Regions from separate parts of the Homo sapiens genome. Here region 1 is linked to region 2. The links are chromatin contacts, found by Hi-C or POLR2A ChIA-PET in ENCODE. All regions are on one chromosome and are shown on one strand. The core of a region is the stretch at or near the end of the contact, and the rest is flanking DNA. Distances in the headings are between cores, read along the strand shown. Region 1 has its middle 27 kb from the start of ABCA3. Region 2 overlaps ABCA3 (ATP binding cassette subfamily A member 3).

Region 1 (6,727 bases), core at 3,982-6,481, 37 kb before region 2:
TTCCTTGGATCCAAATGGATGAGAAGAAAGAGAGGCTACCAGAATCCAGAATGGGAGAGTCTTGTAGGGCAAGACATCTTGCGAGAACAGTGACCTTCAGTTAAGGAACAAGCTGAGCCCAAAATGACCTGTAGGGATCTCTCCCTGCTGGCCTGAGGTCAACACAGGGACCTCATCCTCCTACTTCTTCCCTCTGAGGTCCTGCCAGATTCCTTGTGGGAGCATGTGCTGGGATCCCTACAGGTCAGCCTTCAGGGCATCAAGCAAGGTGGTGAATAGTGAAGGGTAGATCTCTTATCATGAGTCATTCCACAAGCATTTTTCAAACACCTACCTAGTGGGAGGCAGTGTGCTGACCAACCAGGAATGACCAGGCTGGACATTCTCAGACTAAAGGCAAGGATTCATGTAATAACAGAGGTGGGATCACCTAGATTGCAAGCAAGTTAAAATTGTGAACAACCTTCCAAGTTCCAACTCACCTTGGAAGTTGCTTGGACACCTAAGCAACCTCCTTTTGGCTTCATTCCTATTCTGGTCATTTTTCATTAGCAGCTTCCCCATACCCCTGTCCCAGGAGAGGCATACACTTGAAGTATCTGGGGTTACCTTCAGTCTTTTCTCTTTCTCCAGTACAATGGAACTGATGATGATGAGCTCAATGTACATGAAGCTGAGTATGAAGAACACAGAAAACTCATTCTGAAGGACTAGGAAGAACCTGTCCTCGATATAGGGTCCATATGGGAATCTCTTCACAAGTACATTGAGATTCTCAAACATGTTGGTCATTGCATTGTGAGCATGGTACCACATGATGGCTTTATCCACAGCATACTGTATGGCCAGGAAGCCTTCTTTGTTGTATCCTATGAGAAAATAGTGAATATCAAGAAATTAAGGTCAGGAGTTCGAGACCAGCCTGGCCAATATGGTGAAACCCCATCTCTACTAAGAATACAAAAATTAGCTGGGTGTGGTGGTGCATGCCTAAAGTCCCAGCTACTCGGGAGGCTGAGGCAGAATTGCTTGAACCTGGTGGGAGGCAGAGGTTGCAGTGAGCTGAGATTGCGCCACTGCATTCCAGCCTGGGCAACAGAGGGAGATTCCATCTCAAAAAAAAAAAAAAAAAAGAAAGAAAGAAAGAAAGAAAAAGAAAAAAGAAAGAAAGTATAAAGATACAACAACTGGTGTTTCAGACGGATCATGGCTAGGCATTCATAGAGACAGACAGCGGTAGGAAAGGCATCCCTAGAGTCCTCACTACAGTGTGGAAGAAAGAGAGGAAAGTCACAAGGGAGACCCCTGGAGCTGAGGGTAATGCATATATGATCCAAAAATGGGGTAAAGGAGCCTGGGCAGGCAAAATAAAAGATGTCCAATACAAGAATCTTTTGAGGTGGGACCACATCTCCTCCCCTTAGTATTCAGACTTCAGGGAAAGAGCACCTCTTCTGCAGTTTTGATCACACAGCACGTATGAGATGGTTAAACTCAAAGCACTCATATGAGATGGTTAAACTCAAAGCACTTGAAAGACACAGCCTCCCTAACCTGTTGTGACCTACTTCTGAATTGTTACCGCTGTTGGGTTTATGGTCAGTGAATTTTACTACTAAGTCTCAAAAACAGTCCTTATCACAAGCAACACTCATTTCAATACAGCATAGTTGGCATGATGGGGTCAGCTTTCAGGAAAAATAGGCTGAAAGGCAAAGATTCCTGGTTCTGGGGTCCTCTAAGAGATAACAGCCCCACCTCCAAGCAATGGTTACCAGGCTCCAACATGAGCAAAGCCAAGGTGGGGTACCTCAACCCCCTCCCAGGAGTAGAGGTGGCTATGGTCTTCAGATGGCCTAGACCTAGGCAGACTCTCAGATCTGTCCAGGAAAAAGAAGGAACAAATTGTTGGTAATAAATTCTCAGAATGGTTACATATTCTTGATTGTGTGTAGGAGTATTTTCACTGCAGAACTGCTGGATCTTTTCTAGAATTATGCAAAACTGTAAGTACTCGGACTTGGACTCTCACTTAGTGTGCACAAAGGCCTGAGGCTTCAAGCCAATATTTGAGCCATTCTACAACAGATGTAGATTACCAGCTTAATTTTCTAAGAAAAGTTAGTTGCCTAGAGGATGTTCACCCTAAACCCCTCACAAAAAGGAAGACCAAAAAATCTAAAGTGAATGGGAGAGCATGAGTCTTTCAAGAGCGGATTGGCCCATGGGCCTTCAGTCGGGAATGTGATGCTTATTGTGAAGGACAGAGGATGCACAGGTGTCAGTGTTGCCCCAGTACTTCTCTAGGAACCTGGGGTTGCCAGAAGCGAGAGTTGGGCAACGCAGGCAGATCCAGGGAGTACTGGGTGCCAAGTTTTAGGTGTTTGCTCTGTCAGGTGCAGTTAGACCCCTTTGCATGGGAGAGAGCAAGCAGATGCAAAGCAGCCACTCAGCAAGGCTCTCTCCTTCACCCTCAACAGAGGGTGACAGAGCAGAAAGTCAGCATGGCTCCCCAAGAAGAGAGGACTATGGCAGCCAGGAGTCAGGACCTGGCTTTGGGACCACATGCCAGCCCTTGGGACAAATAGGAACTCCTGGAAAAACTCCAACCTTCTGGCATTAATTTTCTGTCCTCTTATCCTGAATGACAGACAGGGAAAAGGAGATTTTCCCAGACTAGAAATGCAGATAGGGAGATTCATGAGAGGGAAAGGGAGAGGGCCAGCCAAGACCAAGAGGCCTGAAGAACAGGAACTGGGATTCTGCACCAGTGTTGCAGATGGGGCAGGGAGGATGGAATAAGAATCAAGGCAAGATCTAAAAGCATCAGTCAGAGTAAATAAAATCAAAGTGAAGCATCAGCCAATGAACAGGCCAGAAAGAGTTCAGGGATTCCCCCAAAGCAGGAACAGACTCTTTGGAGCTGCACAGACATGCAGAGAGTCCCAAGAGTGTGGATGATTATCTTCTGTTTCTTCTTCATTAAATTAAATGAGACGGATGAAATGCAAAGGATACAGTCAGTGGAGATTGTAATGGAGGCATGTTAGACATAGATCATACAATATGACATGCGTGTTGAACAGGACATGTGTTTAAAAAGATAGAATAGGGCCAAAAGTGGTGGCTCATGCCTGTAATCCCAGTAGTTTGGGAGGCCGAGGTGGGCGGATCACCTGAGGTCAGGAGTTCGAGATCAGCCTGGCCAACATGGTGAAACCCTATCTCTACTAAAAACACAAAAAATTAGCCAGGTGTGATGGTGGGCACTTGTAATCCCAGCTACTCAGGAGGCTGAGACAGGAGAATCGCTTGAACCTGGGAGGTAGAGATTGCAGTGAGCCGAGATTGTGCCATTGCACTCCAGCCTGGACAACAAGAATGAAACTCCATCTCAAAATAAAATAAAATAACCAAATAGGAGTGGTATTTGCAGGTGGAAAAGGGAAGCCGAGAAAATCTTAAACATGCATAAAGCACAGATCATGTTTCCTCCATGATGACAAATGTCACTGCTAAATTGGCCACCCACTGGTCCCTGCACTCCTTGTTCCAGTAAAATGTTTCCATCCTTCCTCCAAACAATTCAATATTGTTACAATCAAATCCATAACTACTGTTTTTACTTGCTCTAGAATGTAAGCAGTTTACTGAATGTCACATTTCTAAATGTAACTCCTTCAACCTCTTCTGAAATGCTAGTTTATGTGCTGGCAGCAAAACAAACAAAACAACAAAAGTGGCCATGCTCTTTTTTTTTTTTTGAGACGGAGTTTCGCTCTTGTTGCCCAGGCTGGAGTGCAATGGCCCAGTCTCAGTGCACCGCCACCTCTGCCTCCCAGGTTCATGCAATTCTGCCTCAGCCTCCTGAGTAGCTGGGATTACAGGCATGAGCCACCACACCCAGCTAATTTTGTATTTTTTGTAGAGATGAGGTTTCTCCATGTTTGTCAGGTCTCGAACTCCCTACCTCAGGTGATCCACCCGCCTCAGCCTCTCAAAGTGCTGAGATTACAGGCATGAGACACCGCGCCCAGCCACGGCCATGCTCTTAACACGCACAAGCTTCGGGGCTTTCTCACCAGGACTTCCCCCAACAGCAAATGGAAATTCCCGGGGTTCTTGGCGTGGATTGGGAGGGTAAAGAAAGGATGTGCACCAGCCTTCTATGTCATCTTGAAAAAATATATTCTTCCCCAGTATAAAATTCTTCTGAAAGTAACTGAAGCGCAATTGATACTTAACCTATGAAGAACAAAGAGAAAACAAATTCGGTTATGAACTCCTGAAACTCAGCAAAGGCACAGGACAGAACAAATCTGTGCTTGATGTCAGCTGTAACAGGATGAAGGATGCCCACACTGGCAGGTGTCCCCTGGGAGACCATGCTGCAACAGTGGTCTTCCCTGTGTACTCTGGAAATTCTCCGTGGTGCAAGCCTGGGAAACATACAGCCGCTCCTGAGCCCCCTTCAGGAATGGTGTGCTGCAGAACAGTTCAGAGCAAGGGCTCTGGAGCCAGACCACCCAGATTCTAACCCCAAATCTCCTACTGAATAGCCTTGACACCTTGGGCAAATTACATAAACTTCATTCCTCAGTTTCCTCATGAGTAAAATGGGGATATTAACAACGTCTACCTCATAGGCTACAGTAGGATTGAACCAGATGGTATCTGTGTTGCCTAGCATTAATAAATGCTTGAAAAACATTGTTGGTTATTTTATTAACATGTCTCTCTCCATCTACCAATAGCCCATGCAACTTCCAACAATTAATCATCAGATACACTGTACAACACAAAAGCTATACATGAGTGGTTTTCCCATCCCAGAACATAAACCAAATATTCCCATGTTTACAACATGAACTTTTCCTTAAACAAACTCACACTCATACCATATCTGAAGTCCATAAGATTATTAGTAATGACAACAATAACTAATCCTTCTGGAAAGTTATTTTGTTCCAGGCTTTGTTCTAAGCACTTTATAGGCATAAAACTCTTTTAGCCCTCACAACAATAAGGACACCGAGGCCCAGAAATGTTTTTCCAAGGTTACACAGCTGGTGAGTTGCAGGGCTGGAATGCAAGTCTGTGGAGGCTGATCTTGTAGTCTGCATCTGTCATCAGGCAGTTTAATATACGCCATCCTGTACCCTCAGGATAAAGGCTTGCTCACAACAAGCCTTCTAAAGAATTTGAAAACTGGAAGGGACCTCAAAGTCTAGGTTGTAAGACATGAAACACAGGAGCCCTTGCATATCTCCTTTGGAAATAAGATGACAAAGCTGCCACAGAGAAAAGCCGGGGGCAGGTCAGCCAACAAGACTGCAGAAGGAACACATGCTCAAGTCTCGGCAGCACAGTACAATTGTTAGAGAAAGGATGTTCTTACCGCAAGTGGCAAAGATCCATTGCTGTCATTGACGCTGTGGTCAAAAACAATTCCTGCCAATATGTAGAAAGCTTTGGGATCATCAATTATATAACGTTCAAACAAAGACACTGAAGAACAGCCTAAAACTACAGAGAGAAAAATCCCATCAGTGAGTGGCTGGTGTGAAGGCAAAGGCTACCCAGCTGCCCGCTTTCTACTTAAGGAGACTTAAGATCGACAGCTGACTGCTCCATTAACTCCAGCATTCGTTCTGCAAATACACGAGCAGAGAGAGACAGAAAATAAGGGAGGTAAGTTAAGGGACATGAATCTCATTATTTCAAGTCATAACTTTAACTGGGAAGTCTATAGTCCCAAGAACTGCTAGCAACTATCTTGGGGCATCAAGAAAGTAATGCTAAGAAGGAAGAGAATTTAAGTGCTGATCACATGATCTGAGACCTGGATCAAGCCTTGTGGTTTTTCATTAAAGAATGAGTTTTGTTCTTGTAGGAAGTTTAAGTTCACTTTTATCCTTTCAAGGCTTGTTTCTAGCCTGAGTTTTACATGTTGATTATTTTATTTTTCATTTCTAGAAGTTCTAGTTCCTTTTTTCTCCCCAAATTTGCTAGGTGACTATAATGACATGCTACCTATAAATCCTTTTACGTTGTCTTTTATTTCTTCAAACCAGCTAAACATAGGGATTTTATAACACGAGACTAATAATTCCATTATCTGGAATCTTTCCAGGTCTGTTTTTGCTGTCTGTTGTCATAGTGATAATCATCCTTGGTGTCCTGTTTCCTAGTATGTTTGCTCACTGACCTTGATACTCTTGTGGTGAGTCTTGAGATACAGAAGGAGGGTACATTATTCCAGGAAAAATATATATTTGCATCTGTCAATCTGAGTCCCACTGTCCCACTTCACAGTTCGAGGGGTTTTTCTTTTCTTCTTTCCTTCCTTCCTTTCATTCCTTCCTTTCCTTCCTTTCTTCCCTTCCCTCTGCCCTTCCTTCTTTCCTTCCTTCCTCCCTCCCTCCCCTCCTTCCCTTCCTTCTTTCTTCCCTTCCCCTCCCTCCCTCCCTCCCTTCCATCTTTCCTCCCTCCCTCCCTCTCTCCCTCCTCTCCTTCTTTCTTCCTTCCTTTTTTTTGACAGCCAAGTGATGTGAATTTGAGCTACAAATCTCAGAGCTAGGACCCTCCCTGCTGTGCTCAGTTCCAAGGCAACATTCAGGCAGTCGGGGGCATGTTTACATCCAGCACAACCTTACATTAAGTACCACCACTACAATGTAAGCATATGGGGTCCTAGATTTAAGGGGAGATAGTCTCATGATATACA
Region 2 (7,448 bases), core at 3,654-6,153:
CACGCGGATCTTTGATGCTGGCTGGCTGTTGCAGACTCCTGGTGTCAATATTGGGATGTTGGGTCCTCCCCTGAAGGAAAAGCACCAAATGTGACCAGCACCACACCTGTGGCAAAGCGAGCAGAGCCATGGTTGGCGGCTCTCTTTGTGCATCTTGGGGCGGTTCACCTGTGGCTTTATCAAGGCCCCCTTCTTTCCATGAGTGGATTTCTCTATGCCTTTGTGGACAGGCTTTCATGGAGGGAGGTGTAACCAAGCTCAGAATACAACAGGAACACATGGCGTAATGGGTCTTGTGCCCCTCACTCTGGCCTGTCCCTTCTGTTCATGGGTCTCAAGACCCACCACCCCCAGGGACCTCTGCTCCATATATGCAGATATAAAAACTTCTTTTGAAAGGGCTCATAAGGGCCAGGCAGCATGGCTCATACCTATAGTCCCAGTACTTTGGGAGGCCAAGATGGGAAGAAGATTGTTTCAGGCCAGGAGTTTCAGACCAGCTTGGGCAACATAGCAAGACTCCATCTCTGCAAAAAATATAATAAGTAGCCAGGTATGGTGGCATGTGCCTGTGGTCCCAGCTGCTCAGGGGGCTGAGGCAAGACGATCACTTGAGCCCAGGAGCACCAGGCTGCGATGAGCCCTGCTCACGCAACGGCACTCCAACCTGGGTGACAAAGCAAGACTGTGTAAAAAAAAAAAGGGCACATAGGAATTGGGTGGCAAATTCAAGCCTATGGTGCACACAAAAATACCTGCAAACCACAAATAAAGAAATGGAGGAGGCAATCGGTGCGGGTCTTTGGACACAAGAAGACAGCCACAGCTGTGGCACACTGCAAACGCGGCAATGGTCTCATCAAGGTGAACGGGCGGCCCCTGGAGAAGATTGAGCCGCCCACGCTACAGTACAAGCTGCTGGAGCCAGTTTTGCTTCTCAGCAAGGAGCGATTTGCTGGTGTGGACATTCGTGTCCGTGTGGAGGGTGGTGGTCATGTGGCCCAGATTTATGCTACCCGTCAGTCCATCTCCAAAGCCCTGGTGGCCTATTACCAGAAGTATATGGATGAGGCTTCCAAGAAGGAGATCAAAGACATCCTCATCCTGTATGACCGGACCCTGCTGGTAGCTGATCCCCGTCCCTGCGAGTCCAAAAAGTTTAGAAGCCCTGGTGCCTGTGCTCGCTACTAGAAATCCTACCGATAAGCCCATCGTGACTATCAAAATTCACCTGTATAATAAACAGATTTTGAAGGATTTTAAAGTTTCAAGGAAAAAAAAAAAAGAAATGGAGGAGTTTGGGATTTCTCCAATTTGCTGCTGAGCACTGGCCGCCTGAAGAGCCACAGCGCTTGTTAACTGGCACAGCCGATGGCTCTTGAGCTGACAACAGTTACTGGAAAGACCATTTGTAGAAGAATTTGTGCCATCAAGAGAGTTCTGAGAAATGAGCAGCCTGCAGTATGCGCTCACTCTGCACCGAGTCAGTTGCTTACCTAAAAAACAAACATTGAGATACTCAATGATATGTGTGATGTTTAATATTTTAACAGTAAGCAAACCTTTTATAGAGAGGGGAAAAGGTTTGCCTTCCCTTTCCTGACTGTGTCCCGGGACTAGTGAAGAGAGCCTCTTCAAAGGGAAGTTCTTGAAGCTCTGCTCTTGTCCTCTTGCTGGGCAGAGGCGGCAGCTTTAGGAGTGGCTGGAGTCCTGAGTGTTTAACTTAGAGTAGCTGATGGGGGCTCAGCCGGGGCCGGTCCTGGGCCTCAGTCATCAGCACTTCTGGAGACTCTGCCGCCTCGGCGTCAAGTGCAGAAGGAACATTAACTTCTTTCTCTTGTGTACATTTGCTTTTGTAACAAAAAACTTGCCAGATTTTGTAATTCTAGGATCTCTTCCTTTAAACTCCTTTTGCTGAAACAGAACAGATGCAAGCGTAGTGTTCAGTGAGACTTTAGGTAAAGCCTCACACGTATCAGGCAACAAGCTGGGTGCCGTGGGGGCACAGAGATAAAACCTCGGCAGGGCACAGTGGCTCACGCCTGTAATCCCCACACTTTGGGAGGCCGAGGCGGGCGGATCACTTGAGGTCAGGAGTTTGAGACCAGCCTAGCCAACATGGCAAAACTCCGTCTCTATTAAAAATACAAGAATTAGCCGGGCGTGGTGGCATGTGCCTGTAGCTACTTGGGAGGCTGAGATGGGAGGATCACTTGAACCTGGGAGGTGGAGGTTGTTGTGAGCCGAGATCGTGCCCAGCCTCGGCGACAGAGCGAGACTCTGTCTCAGAAAAAAAGAAAAGAAAAGAAAAGAAAACTTCTATTAAGGTGATGGGGCTTAGGGGTCTTTTTTACCTTTCAGTTTCTGATGTTATGTTCTAGGAGTGATATGCAAAACTTGTATGAAGTTGGAAGTTGTTCTGTGTTTTTAGGACCCACAGGTTGTAGTAGTGTAGTAGTTAGAAGACAGACTTGGAAGTTAAAACAAGCCAAGGTTCAAGCCCTGACTTGGCAGCTTCTTGCTGTGTGATTTTGGGCCAGGCATTTCCTCCTTGTTTCTTCGTCTGCAAAAGGGTGATGTTCCAGGTCAGGAGATCGAGACCATCCTGGCTAGCACAGGGAAACCCTGTGTCTACTGAAAAATACAAAAAAAATTAGCCGGGCGCTGTGGTGGGTGCCTGTAGTCCCAGCTACTCGGGAGGCTGAGGCAGGAGAATGGCGTGAACCTGGGAGGCGGAGTTTGCAGTGAACAGAGATCGCGGCACTGCACTCCAACCTGGGAGACAGAGTAAGACTCCGTCTCAAAAAAAAAAAAAAAAAAAGGGTGGTGTTGCCAGAAGCCAGGAGAGGATGAGGAGGTTGTAGAAGCAGAGTGCTTACAAGCAGGAAAGCAGAGTTTCAGCTGGGTACAGTGGCTCACACCTGTCATCCCAACACTGTGAGAGGCCAAGGTCGGCGGATCACTTGAGGTCAGGAGTTTGAGACCAGCCTGGCCAAAGTGGTGAAACCCCATCTCTACTAAAAATACAAAAGTTAGCTGGATGTGGTGGTGGGTGCTTGTAATCCCAGCTATTTGGGAGGCTGAGGTAGGAGAATCGCTTGAACCTGGGAGGTGGAGGTTGCAGTGAGCTGAGATGGCACCACGGCACTCCAGCCTGGGCCACAAGAGTGAAACTCTGTCTCAAAAAAAAAAAAAAAAATAGAGCTTATATTCTTTTTTTTTTTTTTTTTGAGACAGGGTCATCTCGGAGCTGATGACTCTGAGTTAGCACCATCTCGGTTCACTGCAACCTCCACCTCCTGGGTTCAAGCAATCCTCCCACCTCAGCCTCCCGAGTAGCTGGGACAGGCACACGTCACCACACCTGGCTAATTTTTGTGTTTTTAGTAGAGACAGGGTTTTGCCATGTTGGCTGGGTTGGTCTTAAACTCCTGACCTCAGGTGATCCGCCCAGCTCAGTCTTCCAAAGTGCTGGAATTGTTCAGGCATGAGCCACCGTGCCCGGCCAGGTGTTTATTTTCTAAATCCAAAATTTTTTATCAGATCTGCTCAGTTTTAAGTAACATCCTCAAAATCTATTTTGCTCTTCTGTTTTCTAACTTGGTAAGAGGTGTTTTATAATTATTTTCCAAATTACACTCAAACACCTTCCATCTGTCCAAAGGTGCTGGAGAGTCATGCCTGTGAGCCCTGGGCACCTCCTGATGTCCTGCGAGGTCACGGTGTTCCCAAACCTCAGGGTTGCCCTGCCCCACTCCAGAGGCTCTCAGGCCCCACCCCGGAGCCCTCTGTGCGGAGCCGCCTCCTCCTGGCCAGTTCCCCAGTAGTCCTGAAGGGAGACCTGCTGTGTGGAGCCTCTTCTGGGACCCAGGTGAGTTCCCTGGTACTGCCCTGCAGCCTGTGTGGGAAGGGGGGTGGTCTATCTTTCTGACCTTCTCTCCCAGCCCTGGGACTGGAGAGGACAAGATTAAGCATGGGGATCTTTCCTTTCTTGGCCAGACTTCCAGTAAGGGAGGTTGTCTGTTCCTCTAACCAGAAGACTTCTTTGAACTGTGACGGTTTTATATTCCTCACTTGGTAGAGGCAGAACGTTCATCTCAGCCAACCCCACGCCCATCTGGAGTGTACTTCCCCGGGATGATGGCCCCAAATGGAGGCACCGGCCTCTTCTTTTTGCCTAAACCACTTCTAGAAACCTTTTATAAACCACAGGCCTTAATGTGTATCTTTAAGTCACTGCTGTTTTATTCATCATCAGCAACTGACTTTGAGACAGGTCTTCTACCTTATTAATTTTAAAAGAATTGGGATAATTTATTAAGTTGCCCCTTAATAGCACTTCATACTATTTTAGCTTTAATTTCTTCACTTTTTAACAATATGATTCATTAAAAGTCATATTTTAAATTAATTTTTAACTGTTTGCAGTTGTATTTCATGTAAATATTTATTGACTACCCTTTAAAGCATAAATTTTGAATATTATTAGATATCAACAGCCACATCTTAAAAAAAAAAAAAAGCAAGAGTTTTAATTTAAAAAGAGCCTTGATATAAATGATTTTCAATGGACTGAAACCAAACCAAAAGTAAAATGGGTCATTTAAAAAAAAAAAAAAACCCTTCCCCGTGCGCTGGAGTCTCCCGGGTCATTGTCGGGGAGCGCTAGCTCATGGTGATCTAGGAATGACTCGCTAATTGTTTGCCTTTCTATCCCGTGCATCTTAACCTGGCTGATGGATGATGTTGGGTTTGGATCAGCCATGAGTGTGGAGCTGAGCAACTGAACCTGAAACTCTTCCACTGTGAGTCAAGGAGGCTTTTCCGCACATGAAGGACGCTGAGCGGGAAGGACTCCTCTCTGCCTGCAGTTGTAGCGAGTGGACCAGCACCAGGGGCTCTCTAGACTGCCCCTCCTCCATCGCCTTCCCTGCCTCTCCAGGACAGAGCAGCCACGTCTGCACACCTCGCCCTCTTTACACTCAGTTTTCAGAGCACGTTTCTCCTATTTCCTGCGGGTTGCAGCGCCTACTTGAACTTACTCAGACCACCTACTTCTCTAGCAGGTTAGCAGCTCATGAACTCTTGAAGTTCATGAGATGAACTTAACTCTGGGTTCAGTGTCTGTGTTCCTTTTTCTTACTTTATTTGTATAGAGATAGGGTCTTGCTATGTTGCCCAGGCTGGTCTCGAACTCCTGGGCTTAAGGGATCCTCCTGCCTCGGCCTCCCAAAGTGCTGGGTTTACAAGCATGAGCCACCACACCCAGCCTCTGTTTCTGATATTTGAAATTTAGTAAGACAGATTTTAGCTAAATTGAGGGAATACCTTTACAGATCTAAGCTCTCATTTCTGCTATCACCTGTATTTGATCATCTTTTGGCAGATTTTTTTCCCCATTATATGTGCCAGATTTAAATATCATGTTCCTATATAATATAGGATAGATTATTTTTTGGATGAATTTTCGTTGGACAGATGGTAAAGATGAAAATGGCAGCTGGGCACAGTGGCTCACGCCTATAATCCCAGCACTTTGGGAGGCTGAGGCGGGCGGATCATTTGAGGTCAGGAGTTCAAGACCAGCCTGGCCAACATGGTGAAACCCCATCTCTACTAAAAATATAAAAATGAGTCAGGCGTGGTGGCAGGCGCCTGTAATCCCAGTTACTCAGGAGGCTGGGGTAGGGGAATCGCTTGAAACCAGGAGGCGGAGGTTCCATTGAGCCAAGATCACGCCACTGTACTCCAGCCTGGGTGACAGAGCAAGACTCTGTTTCCAAAAAAAACAGAAAAAAGAAAAAGAAAATGGCTAGTCTTTTTGCTGCGAGGCTCTGATGCCAGTACCTGTAATAACAACAGGAAAAGCCGGTCTTTAGGGCCAAGGAGAGGGTGTGACTGATGGCCCCACCAGCATGTCTGCCTACCCGGGCCTGCTCCGGGGCAGCAAGGCCAATGGGGGCCAGAATTCCAAGTCCCTCCTTTCCCCTTCCCTGCACAGCTCTCTCCAAACCTTAGAAATCACCCAGGACACTATGTTCAGTTTTCTTTTATGGGTTCAGTGTTGGTTAAGAATAAAGCTGGTCAGTCAGTAAGTGGAATTCCATAAGCCTGAATATTTTGGTAATAAATAGCAAATCCATATTAACCACCAAGAACATCCTAATAGCATTTATCAAATGGTAAATAGCACTACAAGGATGAAGCTGGAGGATTGCTTGAGGCCAGGAGTTCGAGACCAGCCGGGTGTTGGTGGCATGCACCTGTAGTTCCACCTACTCGGGAGGCTGAGGTGGGAGGATCACAAGCCCAGGAGGTTGAGGCTGCAGTGAGCTGTGATCGCACCATGGCACTCCAGCCTGGGCAACAGAGCAGGACCCTGTCTCAAAAGAAACAAAAAAAATTTTAAAAACTACTGCAGAAGTCACAGTGCACATAAAAAGCATGTCATTGATCTTACATTCACCAAGGAACAAGTTGGGCTCCAAAAAGACTATGCTCTTTGGGTTTTTTTGGTGTTTGTTTGTTTGTGGCAGAGTCTTACTCTGTTGCCCCCAGGCTGGAGGGCAGTGGCACGATCTTGGCTCACTGCAACCCCCGCCTCCCGGGTTCAAGCGATTCTCCTGCCTCAGCCTCTCGAGTAGCTGGGATTACAGGCGCCTGCCACCACGCCTGGCTAATTTTTGTATTTTCAGTAGAGACGGGGTTTCACCATGTTGGCCAGGCTTGTCTCGAACTCCTGATTTCAAGTGATCCACCTGCCTCGGCCTCCCAAAGTGTTGAGATTACAGGCATGAGCCACTGCACCTGGCCAAAAAGACTATGCTCTTTGGATGTGCAGGGTAGAGGATTGAGGGTGGGCATGGCACAGGCCTTGTACCCTTCCCTCCAGGGGTGTTTGGAGTTAAAGTGGCACAAAAGAAGGTGAGAGACATGGAGGAAAAAGGGTCCATGGCTTTTCCCCAAATCCCCACTCTGCGTGTTTCTATTGCGCACCCACACTCTCTGTCTTTGGTCTGTAACTAGCACTGGGCGTCCCTTTCAGCAAGACGATGGCTGTGCTCAGGCAGCTGGCGCTCCTCCTCTGGAAGAACTACACCCTGCAGGTGCGTCCAGACTCTGGAGGGAGGTCAGCTGCGTGCCTAGCCCAGAGGCTCCTGGGGATGCCCTTGAGGGAAGGGCTGTCTGCATGCCCCTGCTTCTGCCTTGCAGCCCATCACCGTGCCCTATTGTATCTCTTCCAGAAGCGGAAGGTCCTGGTGACGGTCCTGGAACTCTTCCTGCCATTGCTGTTTTCTGGGATCCTCATCTGGCTCCGCTTGAAGATTCAGTCGGAAAATGTGCCCAACGCCACCATCTACCCGGGCCAGTCCATCCAGGAGCTGCCTCTGTTCTTCACCTTCCCTCCGCCAGGAGACACCTGGGAGCTTGCCTACATCCCTTCTCAC

Evidence for each region. Hi-C counts contacts between places; a loop is a spot of excess contacts on that map. ChIA-PET counts read pairs that join two places held with the same protein, here RNA polymerase II (POLR2A). Pooled maps may share reads with other maps.
Region 1: a loop to region 2 is called in a map of CD4-positive, alpha-beta T cell, with 3 times the contacts of the local background. The contact joins two enhancer-like sites. A Hi-C loop is called at or near these places in 2 of 168 maps with a recorded cell type or tissue (CD4-positive, alpha-beta T cell and breast epithelium) and 2 of 50 pooled maps. POLR2A ChIA-PET finds 5 or more read pairs at or near these places in 1 of 52 experiments (endothelial cell of umbilical vein).

The regions. Positions count from the first base shown.
Region 1 is chr16:2,364,480-2,371,206 of GRCh38, reverse strand. It overlaps the pseudogene ABCA17P. Among named protein-coding and RNA genes, the nearest start is that of ABCA3, 27 kb to the right of the region's middle. RefSeq lists an enhancer at 3,933-4,282. Within about 2 kb of position 5,231, at least 2 of the 41 ENCODE cell types and tissues checked have a DNase peak (open chromatin) inside an H3K27ac peak, as active enhancers do.
Region 2 is chr16:2,326,071-2,333,518 of GRCh38, reverse strand. ABCA3 (ATP binding cassette subfamily A member 3) reads left to right here. Exons shown (of 33, transcript NM_001089.3): 2 at 3,665-3,871; 3 at 4,762-5,066; 4 at 7,027-7,106; 5 at 7,245-7,448. The coding sequence starts at 7,053. It also overlaps the pseudogene RPS16P7. Among named protein-coding and RNA genes, the nearest start is that of ABCA3, 11 kb to the left of the region's middle. Within about 2 kb of position 4,903, at least 2 of the 41 ENCODE cell types and tissues checked have a DNase peak (open chromatin) inside an H3K27ac peak, as active enhancers do.